Linked DNA regions of Homo sapiens: all the other regions are linked to region 1. Evidence: chromatin contacts called from ENCODE Hi-C or POLR2A ChIA-PET data. All regions are on one chromosome and are shown on one strand. The core of a region is the stretch at or near the end of the contact, and the rest is flanking DNA. Distances in the headings are between cores, read along the strand shown.

Region 1 (3,361 bases), core at 493-2,992:
TTTTGGCTTTTTAAAAGACAGGGATTCCCTGGATCCTGGATCTAGTACCTAATCCTCTTTTTTAAAACAAAAACAAAAACAAAACACTGAGTTTCTCTGTTGTCCAGTCTTGTCTCAAATTCCCGGGCGCAAGTGATCCTCCTGCCTCTGCCTCCCGAGTAGCTGGGATTACAGGTGCGCACTGCTGTGCCAGTTCTGGTACCTAATCCCTAGTTGGGTACTTAATCCTTACATCACAAGTCATTTGCAGAAAATATTTTCATTTCTATAATCATATTTGATGCCAAAGTTATGTTTCTAGGCTATCTCCTCTAGCCATCTTTTAGATCCAGAATGTAAAATAAATTTAAACAATGTGGTTTTGGGGTACGGGAACGAATGACAAATTGCAAAATAAAAACTGTTTTCAACTGTGAAATTTTAGAAGCCGGGCGCGGTGGCTCACGCCTGTAATCCCAGCACTTTGGGAGGCCGAGGCTAGTGGATCGCCCAAGGTCAGGAATTCGAGACCAGCTTGATCAACATGTTGGAACCCCGTTTCTACTAAATATAAAAAATTAGCCAGGCATGGTGGCGCATGCCTGTAATCCCAGCTACTCAGGAGGCTGAGGCAGGAGAATCGCTTGAACCCGGGAGGTGGAGGTTGCAGTGAGCCGAGATCGCGCCACTGCACTGTAGCTTGGGTGACAGAGTGAGACCCTGTCTCACAAAAAAAAAAAAAAAAAAAAAAAAAATTAGATTTCCTATTGTTCCCTTTAATCGCAATAAGCCTGACTGACCTATCTCACAGGGACCTCTAGAACACTAACTCAGTAGAGGAGGGGTGCAGGATTGATTTTAACAGAGTAAAAGAGAACCTAAGATGTGTTAACACAATTGGGTGATGAGAGGTCACGGTACATGAATAAAGACTGTAATTCTTGTTTTACTCCATTTGTCAGTCTCAGCAGTGAAAGGTGATTTCCAGGCGACTCTATAAACCAGTATCACCGGACCTACCTCCTCACAAACTGTAGAAAAGCGGTTGAGGAACTGTACAGTGTGCACCACAAATTGGTTTAGAAAAGCCACCGTTCTTTTCTGTTGAATAGCTGGCACCTGTGTTACGTAAAAACAAACATGGTTCATACAGGAGGAACGTACACAGTGCAAATCTTTTCATATTTGGACATAATCACGAGGCACTTTGCTGTGTGATATGAATTTCTTGAAGGACTGGGAATAGTCATTAACTTGTTTCCTAAGCTGTGGGTGGGGTGTCCGAAGATGACAGAGGTGCACAAAAGTTTGAGAACAGGCTCTAGACTCACTGGTACGAATTTTGGCAGGCAAAAAGCACCACACATAAACACACACAAAATCTTGGGGGCTGAATAAGAGGTAGGGCTAGCTATCGCAACCGGCGTGTGTCGCCGGCGGCAGAGAGACAAGCGAGATGGGAAGCGACAGTTGGGAGATGCACACCGTCTCCTTAATCAGCTCAGGAGGGACCCCATTTCAAGGTGGACTGTGGGGCTCTCCCTCCTGAGGCCCCACAGGCCTGTCACAAGGGCCCGAGGCCGTGACAGGGTGGGGACTCGGAAGGTGGGTGTCTCCCCGGAAAGCTGCGTCTTCCCCATCCTCCTCCCGGCTCGTCGGGAGTCTAGCACCGTCTTTTACAAACCTTGGTCAGGTCTATGCCTGACCCCATGAGAGGAAGCCCGTCCTCATCCATCTCCTCAGCGGGCGGTGGACCCCGAGTTCACCCACAAACCCCTCCCAGATGGGGCCCGCCCAACCCGGTAATCACGTCTCAACTTTCCCCCCAAGTGCCCGCCTCCGGGGCCCTTCCCGCCGGAAGAAAGCTTCTCCGCTCACTAATCACTCGGCGGCTTCCGGAGAGCCCGCCTCCTCGCTCGGCATTCTGGGATTGGTAGTTTTAGTCCAGATTGTGACGTCAATTTCGGGGTGGCGCGCGGTGGTGCAAGGATGCAGTTAGAGCACTGAAATCTTAGAAAGGAGGCAACAAAACAAAACAAAAAAACAAAGCCAGAAGTTGCGTCCTTTTGAGGTTATCCCTACTTAGTCCTGTCTGTTATATAATAACTCCGTCATTCCTTGAGCAACAATTTTTTTTTTGTTGTTGTTAATCCTAAGTGCCATATACTCTGCTAGGCTTTTACTGGGAAAACAAAGATTGAGTTTGATTGCTGCACGGGAGAGGTTTATGCCCTGAAGAATGAGAAATAAGACCTACTTCCAAAGCGTGTGTGTGTGTATACACACAAGTTCTCGCTATTTCCCCAGGCTGGTCTCGAACTCCTGGCCTCAAGCGATTCTCCTGCCTCAGCCTCACACGATTCTCCTGCCTCAGCCTCACAGAGTGCTGGGATTACAGGCGTGAGCCAACGCGCCTGGTCTTCCAAAGGTTTTTAAAACATGAAATAAAATGTCAACTACTAGATGTGAGGCACAAACCTACGGAAGTGACTGCCACTTACAGGGAGCATCAAAAAGATGAAGACCAAGACTGCAGTGGGCAGTTTTGTTTTAAAGATGGGGGGTCTCGCTTTGTTACCCAGTCTGGCGTGCAGTGAGGATCATAGCTCACCTTAGTCTCAAACCCTTTGGCTCAAATGATCCTCATGCCTTGGCCTCCCTAAGTGCTGGGATTATAGGTGTGAGCCACTGGCACCTGGCCTGTTGGTTTGGTTGAAGCAAATAATCCCATAAATGGAGAATGGTAGGAAATGAGGTAAGAGTGTTACTGGTGGAGGGTGTCCAGGTTCTTTTGAACAAAGAATTGGACAAAACGCACAAATCAAGGAGAGAATGAACCAACAAAAGCAAAGATTCATTGAAAACCAAAGTACGCTCCACAGTGTACTGGATACAGAATCTTCTTAGGTCCAAATACCCACTAGAGATTTCCCATTGGACACTGGTGTTCTCCTCATGCAAATGAAGTGGTGGCCCACAATCAGTCTGATTGGTTATGGAAAGCAACCAATCAGAGGCTGAAGTAAAATGACAAAGGTCATACTCCTATACAAACATCTGATTGGTTGTGGAAAGCAACCAATCATTGGCTAAAGTGATGTTACTTAGTTGCACTTCTATGCAAAGGAAGATTTGGCCCGCAATCAGTCTGATTGGTTGAGGTACTTTCAATTTCCATCTGCCTGTCAGAAAAGGTGGGGATTTGCAAAGGGAGTAGCCGCTGGTCCTTTTGTTACTTAGGTGTGGAAATTTGGGGTTTACCTTTTGATTTAGTTCTAGGAAGTCAGCGTGAATCGGCGTTAGGTTCCCTGCCTCCAGACCCTATTCTGCCTCAGGAGACGTAGCCAGAAAATTTTCGTTTAAGGGCCTTTTATGCCAGATT
Region 2 (3,361 bases), core at 862-3,361, 6.6 Mb after region 1:
TGTCTTTAAACAGTTTTCTAAACACCCCTGTGTAGACAGACAGATTAACAAACACAGACCCCCAACACACACACACCAGCCATCTTATCTCCTTCTAGACCACTGGCCCCCACTGCCATCTTCCTGTTCAAGTTCAGCAAAGGAAGCCGAGACACAGGCCTAGGGTCACCACGAACTCCATGGGCATCCTGCAGCCAGAAGCCATGCCGCCAGAGGCAGCTGCTTCTCCCCTTCAAGCCTCAGTTTTCTCATCTGTAAAAGGGGCACTGTCCACCCTCCAAGGTTCTCGGATGATTGATTCCCCAGCTCCTCTGAATGCCCCACTCTGGGCCCAGCCTAGCAACCCAGCCCTTCCGCTCTCTGAGGTTTAACTCCCCTGGCTGCTGGCCAAGCCTGCTGAGGGAGGCATCAACCACCCAGGGCACGGCCTCGGAAGAGACTCTGGGGCTGTCTGAGGGCCTGGGAGCCACCTTCTGAGGCCCCGGCCCACTGAGGGGCCTGGCTCTGGGGGCCTCAAAGTCAGAGATGGAAAAAAAAGGAAAACAGAAGAAAGAGGAAAGAGGAAGAGAATTCCAGGCAACAGAAGCCCAGATATCGACAATATGGGGTGTGTGTGTGTGTGTGTGTGTGTGTGTGTGTGTGTGTGAATGTGTGTACAGCAGGGCACAACTGGCCCCCACCATTTCCTTTTAGTGTCCTGAAAGTATCTCAAATACAAACTAATAAGAGTATTCTAATTTTTTTTTTTTTGAGACAGGGTCTCACTCTGCCACCCGGGTTGGAGTGCAGTGGCACAATCTCGGCTTACTGCGACCTCCCCCTCCCAGGTTCAAGTGATCCTCCCACCTCAGCCTCCCAAGTAGCTGAGACCACAGGCATACACCACTACACCTAGCTAAGTTTTTGTATTTTTGGTAGAGACGAGGTTTCACCATGTTGCCCAGGTTGGTCTAGAACTCCTGAGCTCAGGCCAACCACCTGCCTCGGCCTCCCAAAGGGCTGGGATTACAGGTGTAAGCCACTGCACCCAGCCAAATATTCTAATTATTATTATTATTATTGTTTTCCCTTTTGCTAACAATAGTATCTTAATTCTAATATTTTAATAGTTTGCCACAGACAAGTGTCATTTCCTCAGTCTTATAAAAAGTGGGAAGAATGCATCTTTCTCTGAAAAGAACTTTTTTATGCGTCCATAACATGCAGCTTCAAGAGAAATCCTGCACTCCCCCTACTTTCTGGAGTCTTCCAGACCTAATCTCAGCTCTGCCCCTAAACAAATCCCTTCACCTCTCCCGACCTCAGTTTCCCATCCAGGAAAGGAGAGGATAAGATCATTTCTAGGGAAACACTCATGGTTTCTCTGATTTTCAAAATCAGAATGCCGCCAAGCCAGACGCTGCAGGCAAACTGGCCAGGGAGGGAAGTAAGTTAATGGGAGGCTGGGGCTGGTGGGTCACACCTGTAATTTCAGCACTTTGGGAGGCCAACGCAAGAGGCTTGAGGCCAGGAGTTTGAGACCAGCCTCGGCATCAAAGTGAGACCCCATCTCTAGGAAAGGTAAAAATATTAGCTGCATGCGGCGATGTGCGCCTGTAGTCCCAGCTACTCAGGAGGCTGAGGTGGGAGGATCACTTGTGCCCAGGAGTTTAAGGCTGCAGTGAGCCATGATTGTGCCACTGCACTCCAGCCTGGGTGACAGAGTAAGACCCTGTCTCAAAAAAAGAAGGAAAAAAAAAGTTGGCAGGAGCAGGATTCAGAAGAGTCACAGAATAAGGCCACAGACTCCAGGAAGACTTTAGTCTTGAGTCGGAGGAGCCTCAGTTTGCCCTCCCCAGGTGCTGCAGCTCAAGAAGGGCCTGGCGGTCCTACCCGGGCCTGCCAGCAGCTATAAGGCAGGCCCTTGGCCCATGGGGACCTCCAGCCACTCCCTGTGGTTTTGCAAGCCAGCACTTACCACCGTGCTCAGCAGAGCATGGGACAGCTGCCTCGTGGGCCCAGAAGAAGTGGCTTCTCTGCTTTAGTGACAAGGTCCCAGCCCACGCTGCCAGGCACTGCTGTGGCACCCCCTGCGGCAGTCCCGGATCCGAGCAACCCCCAATGGCTGTGTGTGGAAGGAGGAAGCGAGAATGTGGTTACTTAGGCAGGGCCATGTGACAGCCCACACCCCATTGTTTGTGACAGCTTTGGTGACAACATTGATAAAGACAGGGTGGTAGTGGGGCACCTCCTAGGTCTGACACTGTTCTTGGGTTCCCATAACTGTGAAAACACTGAGAACCAAGTAGAAGCTTTCTGGGGAGAAGTTCTTCGGTTTTGGGTGGGGCCCAAACTGAGAAAGGCCACAGCATTACTTCAGCAGCAATGGACAGTCGGGGCCAGAGGGAGCCCCCTGAAGGACAGGAGTGACCAGAGAAAAAGGAGAATGGTCTCGCTTCTTGCCCAAGATTGGTGGGGCGTGGGGAGGGGTGGGAGGTGGTCAGGGAGCAAAAAACACAAAATATGAACCTTCAAAGGGTTTGCAAATATGGTGTATTTCTTCTCGCAGGACTCAAAACACTCTCTGTAGATGCACAGCACAGGCCCTTTCAGCTGCAACCAAGAGCCTCTCTAGGGAGCTGGACTACAGATACCACAAGGGCAAGTCCTGCTTATCTTATTTCTTCATCCTAAATTTGTTCATTTGACCAACTCTGGCACTCCAGACTGCATGCCCTGAGGTCTAAAGGCCAGCAATTCTGGGCTGTGGCCCTCTGGTAGCCCTCCATCCAATGGGGAGGCCAGCGAGTAAACAATTCGGTGGAACATCATGCCACAATGACACAGCGCAGTGAGTGCCATCCTGCGGTGAGCAAGGGAGGGGCCTCTCCTTCCATCCTGGGTGGGGGAGGGAGGTTAACAGGAGGAGCTTCCAAGAAGTGGCACTTGAGATGACAAGCCAGGTGGGCATCCCAGGCAGAGAGCACAGCAGAGGCAAAGGCTGGGAGGCCTAAGAATACCCAGACACTTCCAGAAGGGAGGGAATAGGGGGGTCTCCCAGGATCTGCCCTGCGGCTTTGCACCAGGCAAGGGCTCAGGACATGCACAGAAAGATACTCATATCTTGCCTTGCACAAAGTTGTTTTTTTTTTTTTTTTTTGAGATGGAGTTTCACTCTTTTTGCCCAGGCTGGAGTGCAATGGCACAATCTCGGCTCACCGCAACCTCCGCCTCCCGGGTTCAAGCTATTCTTCTGCCTCAGCCTCCCGAGTATCTGGGATTACAGGCATGTGCCACCACCCCGGCTAATTTTGTATTTATAGTAGAGATGGGGTTTCTCCACGTTTGTCAGGCTGGTTGGTCTTGAACTCTCGACCTCAGG
Region 3 (3,361 bases), core at 370-2,869, 6.2 Mb before region 1:
TCTGCGTGGCAGTTGAAAAATGAAAGTACCTCTTATTGGTCCCCTCCCGCAACCAATCAGACTGGTTGTGGGCCAATGGGCAACCTCTAGAGGGTATTTAAAGCCCAGAAAATTCTATAACCAATGCTCTTGAGCCGCTTGCACCAGGCGGTGCCCACCCTGTAGAGTGTACTTTCATTTAAAATAAATCTCTGCTTTCGCTGCCCTGCTTTGTTTGTGCGTTTTGTCCAATTCTTTGTTGAAAACGCCAAGAACTCGGACAGCTACCCTCAACTGGTAACAGTTACCTGCTGGGCCTACTTCCTCATCTCTTAAACGGGGCTGTCACCCCGAATCAGACAGTAAGGTAAGATTTCCACGATTGTTGAAAAAGCCTGACACATAGTAGGAACTCAAAGTCTATACAAAGACTTAAAGTTCATAAAACAATAGACAAACGGAGAAATCCACTGAAGTTTAGGGTGAATAAATCTAATAACTGTTTGGTAAAAACTACACTGACAATCATTGTCTGGTCAGTGTTCAACATTTACGTGAAACACTGAGCTTTTACAAGGCCAAGCCCCGTTTTACGTTAAATTCTCGCAACCACCCTGAGGATGGTTCCGTTTTTAAAGCCGCGTTCCTGCCGAGGAAACAATGGCCCTCGGGGTTAAGACACTGCCCAACACCGGCCGCGCCTGATAGACGCAGGTTCCGAATGCAGGCCCCCTCCAAAGTCTTGCCCACTGCTCCACAATGCCTCAACACCCAACATTTCATCCTCAACTCCAAATCCATCTCTTCAGGGCCGCAAAAAAGCGTTACTTCCCAAAGGGCGTGTTCTCCAAGAACTGCATTTAGCATTTCAGATCAGAGTGACCCGAACTCAATAGGATTACGACAAAAACTAGTGAGATTCAGATAACACCGTTACATCGAAAGTTTTAATCCGTGACAGAGGAAATATTGCTTACGCCCTTAGGTAATTTCAAATGCACGTATGAAGGCCGTGCGGGTTTCTGCAGGCGAAGCAAAAGAAAGGTGGGGCCGGCAGGGTCGTGGGGCGGGGGTGGGGCATGACACCGTATCCCAGACGCAACTCGACCTCGTTTGCAAGAAATTCTGTATCCAACTCTCTTCAGTGCGTTTCGCCGCCCCTAGTCTAGTCTGGCTAGCCCCCAATTCCTTTAAAAGGGGTTAAAACGGGTGTTGCAGAAGAGAGAACACTCAGGTAGAAAGGGCCTGCGGCAGAGGCGCCCCCAAATCATGGAACCTGTTGGAAGAGTGAGGAAGGAACTCTGGGACCCCGAACATTCTCACGGGTGTAAAAAGACAAAGTAAATCCCCATTAGCCAAGTTGGGGAGAAGTCACATCCGTTACACAGCCTCTCCCAGACCGCCCTCTAGGAAGGACACCACATTTAAAAACACCGGCCTGCCTCCAGTCCTTGGCTGCCTCACAGCGATGCTCAGAGCCGGTTTCCCAAGGTCCGCGCGCCGCCTGCAAGGCGCAAACCCAAGCCGCTGCTGGTTGCTAGGAGATACTGGGCCAGCCATCTCCTCCAATCAGCACGCACCTCTTTGCGTCCAATCACAGAGGCAGGAAGGGCCGTGGTGGGAGGTGAAAGGTCATAGTCCTGTTTGGCGGCCATTTCTCTTGAAACTGCGGCTCGGGACCTGCGGTACCTGCTGTAGTCACGAGGGACGGGCGGCGGCCTGGTCGGCAGAGAGTAGCCTGCAACATTCGGCCGTGGTTACGATGGTAAGGAGAAAGAGAACGGCGGGAGAAGCGGGGAGAAAGAGAAGGAGGGAGACCAGCCTCGCGGGGCCTGCTGGTTCCTTCGCGCGTTTCCCATTCATCCGCGTGAGGCGCCGCGCACCCTGTCGCCAGCTCCTTTCACTCTGCTTTTAGGTTTCTGAGGCGCGTGCTCCTCCCGATGCCTTTCTTTTCCTAGGAGTGCCCGTGCCTTCTTCTCTTTGTTTGAATCCGGGCCTGGGGTATTCTTAGTTGGGGCTATAGGGTCGGGGTAAAAGTCAAAGAGAATTTGCACTTCCCACTTAACCACACTCCAGAATTCACTTTCATTCCGTGAAAGTAATGATACGGCCATGCTCTAGATTAACTCACTTGGGTGGGGAAGACAGACATTAGTCAAAAAATAACAAGTATGTAATTGCAAATAATAAGTGCTAAGAACAATGCAGACAGGAGGCTGTGAGGGTGCGCGTTAGACATTAGAGGCTTAGTCAGAGATGGCCTCCCTAGGAGGTGGAATTTAACTCGAAGCCTAAGTGTCATGAAATACGACCCTTTAAAGAGCAGGAGGAGGAGTGTACCGAGCACAGGGAATAGGAGCATAAGACCTGCGGCCGGAAAGAAAGCTTGGTCATTTGGAGAAATTGACAGAAAGGTATAGCCACTTGCGCGAATAGTGGTTAAGAGATGGTATCGGAGGAGCAGGCGTTGGGCAGGACCTCTTAGGCTGTATTGGGAGGTTTTGATTGTACTCCAAATCAATTTAAAATGATTCGGTTGGAAGCCATTGGATCATTTTAAGCAGAAATATGACAATCTGATGTGCACTTTAAAAAATCATAGTTACTGTGGTGGATAACAAATTGGAGAATGAAAACTGGAGACCCATTAGGTTATTGGAGTAATCGCCATATCAAGATCACTCCGAATATGCTCATGTTAGAGGGGGTTAGTAGCCAAGTTTCTTAGTTCTCTTCTTTGTTTGACTGGTGAGTGAGCAGAAGAGGGCAAAAACCGAAATCACTGGAGATGTTAATGGTTTGCTGAATAAATAGACATTAAGTAATTGCTGTAAGTAAGAGGCGGTGCTACTGACAAAGTCAGATAGGACCTAGCCCTAGCTTCCCCAGTTAAATACTGTCAAGCGTGATCTGCCCTCTGCTTCCTTCTGTAGTTTTATATTTGGGGCTTTGACTGACAATGCTGAATTGTATGTCCCCAAAACCACCTTGTTGCATCACTCTTCCCTCCTTTTACATAAGTAGCTAGCCTTGCCTGGAACAGCATTTTTTCCCGCTCTGGAAATAAACTCTTATCCTTTAAAACTGAGGTATTACTTATTTCAGGCAACCTTTCCTTTTTCCCCTGGATTGCTTTGGTACCCTTGTGCCTAGTATATCTCCTTTTACTACAGTGCAGCATGCAATATAATTATTTGTATGTGAGGAGTTCCCCTCCCCATCTCCAACTTCTTGACAGGGACTCATTTATTTATTTATTTATAAGAGACAAGGTCTTGCTCTGTTGCCCAGGCTGGAGTGCAGTGGCCTAATCATAGCTCACTGCAGCCTCGAGCTCCTGGGTTCAAGCAGTCCTCCCACCTCATCCTCCCTAGTAGCTGGG
Region 4 (3,361 bases), core at 392-2,891, 5.2 Mb before region 1:
GACAGGACTGTTTCAGGGCCAGTAAGATTTGATGAGGCCGCAGCATCAGTGAGGACAGAGGAATGGAGGTTTCCATTTGGCCCTATACGCTGTGTTATGGCTCTTGACTGTATAGCATAAAGGTCTGGGACAGTCTTTGCAGTCTCATGGTCCCAGGTTTAACTTCTGAATCTACCATTTATTAAACTTGTAACCTTGGACAAGTTACTTAACCTCTATTTCCTCATATGTAAAATGGGGACAAATAATAGCACATACTTCATGTGTTTTTAGAAAGATGAAATTATATATATATTGCATACATACACATTACGTCTATATACACAAATACAGTGCTTAGTAAAGTGTTCAATAAATATCTATTTTTATATGTATAACTAGTATTATATCATATAATATGTATATATTATATTACATGTATTATTATATATATTTTCATATAGTCTAGTCTCAATTTTCCTGCTGGCTTCAATTTTCAGAGATTTAATTAATTGCCCTTTTTGTTTGAAGTTTTCTTTTCTCCATTTGCTCCCATTCTCCCTGCCCCCACTCCCTTACCGTACTTTCTTAGTTCCCAACTTTCTGGGCCTCCTCCCTGCCCAAATTGGATTTCATAGCCTCAAGAACTGCAGACTGTACAATTAAGGTAGTTGCTGCTTGCTATCTTTCTCCTTTTGCCACTCCCCCATGAACCTCAGTAACTTGGCTACGATTTCAATTTCTGCTCTGAAAAAATGCACTTATTAGAATTTTCCAATTATCTGCAATATGAATGCAGATAACTGGGGCTGATGTACCTAGTTCAGAAACACACCCCATGTAGTTGTGATGAAAGAATAACACTTTTTGCAGAAGAAATGCTCTATATTTATGATAAATATTCTTAGCAAAAATTGTCAGTAGAGCTATAAAAGGACCTTTGGAAGGGGCACTTGAAAACTCGGCTCAGCAACTTCCTTTTCCACCTTGAAGTATCCCCTTCAAAAGAATTCCCAAACAGATGATGTTTGATGTTCCGGACCTCGCAGCATGATGCGAAAGAAAGATCATGGGTTTTGAAGTAGGTTAGTGCAGACGCCTACTCTTTGGGTTATTTCTCAGCCTGAGCGCGTTTCCTGGCTTGTAAATCGCATGTAGGAATCCTTTCCTAAATCCACATCCACAATAGTTTCCCTTATTATGGGTCTTCGTGCATCTTATACCTTTCATTATCATAGTTTCACTTTCCATTTAAGCATCTAATAACGTCAGCTTCCTATAGTGCATTGTAAGCTCCACAAGGCCAAGGACCACGAGAATTCACTGTACCCCTGTATCCCCAGGCTAAACCATCACTGTACACTCAAGAGTCTAGCACAGTGCCTGGCACACAGTAAACAGCAAGTGAATGACAAGCAGTTGGCAGTGGCCGGAGCTCCGTCGCTGGGGCGTGGAGAGGGCCGCCCCGGCCCGCAGTTCCCGCCCTGACACTGGGATAACTTCCCCCGCGGCTGCCCAGCGCCGCCCTGACCAGACCCTCTGTACCCCGACTTCTGTCCGGCCAGAAGCCACAGCCGCACGCAGCGCCTCGCCCCGTGACGTCACTCGGGGCGGGACTTCCGGCCGCCGAAGTTTAACAGTCCAGGCGGGAGCCGGAAGCCCAGCGCGGAGCCGGCCGCGGCCCCCTGTTGTGTTGCTGCGGAGAGGTGAGGTTCCGGAGGCCCTGAGGTCAGCGGGCCCCCGCCCGCCGCGTCCGCGCACCCTCCCGATCCTAAGACCCGCTCCGTCCCCCTCAGAGGGCGGGGCGGCGGTCCTTGGGCTTTGCGCGCCCGGAGCGGTTGCTGGGCGGGGGCGCGGCGGCGCGCTGGGCTGGGAAGTGTCCGGGGAGGCGCGGGCCGGGGTCGCGCACCTCCCGGAGCCTTGTGGGGTGTGCTGCCTCCGAAAAGTTTGCCTCGTCTCCACAAGTCTGTCTCCTTTTTTGTCAACCTCAAGTACTTTTCTTTTGGCAGGTACTTGGATGCATTTTACAGGTTAGCCTCACTTGAGCTGTTGTCCTGCAAGTAAAGTGTATTTTTGGTGATTGAAAGTTGGAGAACTTTCATTTCAGCTGAGTGGTGTAGTTGAATTGGTTCCTGTAGCCGCTGTCCCTAAACCCAGGCCGACGTTACCGCCTTGTGTCCTGACTGCTAGCTTTCGACGGGACCGTCTTTGAGGGACTCATGTAAAGTCTCTCCCTTAATGCTCAGTTCTTAGAAGACCGAGGTAGGTGGGCAGATGGTCCTCTTCCCCGCCCCGCTTTAAGAGCCGAAAACAAACATTAAATCACCCGGCGAGTTGTGTTTCCTAAGTTGGAGCAGGTCGTTTGAACCCAGTTTTTCTGAGCCCAGGCCTCAGTGATCTACCCACTACACCCCGCAGCTCACCAGGCCTGGTTACGATGCAGTTAGACACAGCTTGCAGTTGTGGTTTACAGGGCTTAGAGCTCGCTTTTCCAGCAATTCATTAGTTGTTCCTTGACTTGGGAACCAAGGGGGCACGTGTTACACATGTTTAAGGCTCCAAATCCAAACATTGTGTTACATCTCTGCAGGTGACTTTAATGGCTTTTAGTAGCACTGTATCGGATGAATGGAGCATAAGGAAGCACATGAGTGAATTACATTAACTTTTTGTCTCGAGAATGAAACGTTTCTATAATTCTGTCTTTAACTTGTCCTCTGAAATGGCTTATACTAGACGTAGGTGTGCTGTTGTATTGGTGACTCGGGGACCTGCCTGTGACATCACTAATGCTGTGCAGTAGTCTTGCACTTTCCATACTAGGAAGGTGTGGGAGGTATAATTCTGTGCCCTCTCCCTTTCCTTTTCTCCCATGTACTTTTGAGCATCTTTTTTTCTCACTTATCGTTCATTACTACCTGTTGCTCTTTAAAGTGCCTGTCTAGAGCAGCTTCTTTGCCTTCTGTTTTCTAGACTTCCTTGGTTTGTGAAATCACCTTGTTAGAATTACGTGTTTCAGCTGTATGCTCTGAATAAATGATTGAAGGCATCGTAGTCCAAGTATTGGTATAGGGACTTAGTGGCGTCTCATTTGACCATATTGCTAATTTTAGAGTTTTGGAAAAACTGGTGTGACTGGATTCTGACCTGCAGAAATGCTAGTTTATCATACTTTTTTTAAAAATTAGGAAGTTACTTATTAGTAGTTATTTGTTGTGAAACTGCTGTGTGCCAGGAATGTTTCAAGACTCTGGTGTGGGGAGACAGACATTATAAGAACAAATAAAAATTTCAGATAGTGGCTGGGCACGGTGGCTCACGCCTGTGGTCCCAACACTTTGGGAGGCTGAGGCGGGCAGATCACCTGAGGTCAGGAGTTCGA

Evidence for each region. Hi-C counts contacts between places; a loop is a spot of excess contacts on that map. ChIA-PET counts read pairs that join two places held with the same protein, here RNA polymerase II (POLR2A). Pooled maps may share reads with other maps.
Region 2: a pooled map shows a loop between it and region 1 (7-fold over the local background). The contact joins the promoter of SELPLG here to the promoter of WASHC3 in region 1. A Hi-C loop is called at or near these places in 3 of 50 pooled maps.
Region 3: a loop to region 1 is called in a pooled map, with 9 times the contacts of the local background. The contact joins the promoter of SNRPF here to the promoter of WASHC3 in region 1. A Hi-C loop is called at or near these places in 4 of 50 pooled maps.
Region 4: a map of naive thymus-derived CD4-positive, alpha-beta T cell shows a loop between it and region 1 (21-fold over the local background). The contact joins the promoter of NEDD1 here to the promoter of WASHC3 in region 1. A Hi-C loop is called at or near these places in 2 of 168 maps with a recorded cell type or tissue (both naive thymus-derived CD4-positive, alpha-beta T cell) and 8 of 50 pooled maps. POLR2A ChIA-PET finds 5 or more read pairs at or near these places in 1 of 52 experiments (K562).

The regions. Positions count from the first base shown.
Region 1 is chr12:102,060,249-102,063,609 of GRCh38, forward strand. It overlaps WASHC3 (WASH complex subunit 3), which reads right to left and starts at 1,743. Exons shown (of 7, transcript NM_016053.4): 1 at 1,664-1,743; 2 at 1,000-1,098. The coding sequence starts at 1,714. RefSeq lists enhancers at 1,402-1,451, 1,462-1,661.
Region 2 is chr12:108,631,783-108,635,143 of GRCh38, forward strand. SELPLG (selectin P ligand) reads right to left here and starts at 2,112. Exons shown (of 2, transcript NM_003006.4): 1 at 1,958-2,112. It overlaps LOC105369968 (a long non-coding RNA gene), which reads left to right. Exons shown (of 3, transcript XR_007063449.1): 2 at 2,549-3,361. RefSeq lists enhancers at 26-175, 1,584-1,633 and a silencer at 2,874-2,923.
Region 3 is chr12:95,857,333-95,860,693 of GRCh38, forward strand. SNRPF (small nuclear ribonucleoprotein polypeptide F) reads left to right here and starts at 1,620. Exons shown (of 4, transcript NM_003095.5): 1 at 1,620-1,744. The coding sequence starts at 1,742. It overlaps SNRPF-DT (SNRPF divergent transcript), which reads right to left and starts at 1,507. Exons shown (of 3, transcript NR_135014.1): 1 at 1,422-1,507. RefSeq lists enhancers at 1,329-1,944, 1,343-1,402, 1,453-1,512, 1,633-1,862, 1,893-1,942.
Region 4 is chr12:96,905,616-96,908,976 of GRCh38, forward strand. It overlaps NEDD1 (NEDD1 gamma-tubulin ring complex targeting factor), which reads left to right and starts at 1,642. Exons shown (of 16, transcript NM_152905.4): 1 at 1,642-1,685; 2 at 1,989-2,241. RefSeq lists a silencer at 1,675-1,954 and enhancers at 2,195-2,284, 2,325-2,464.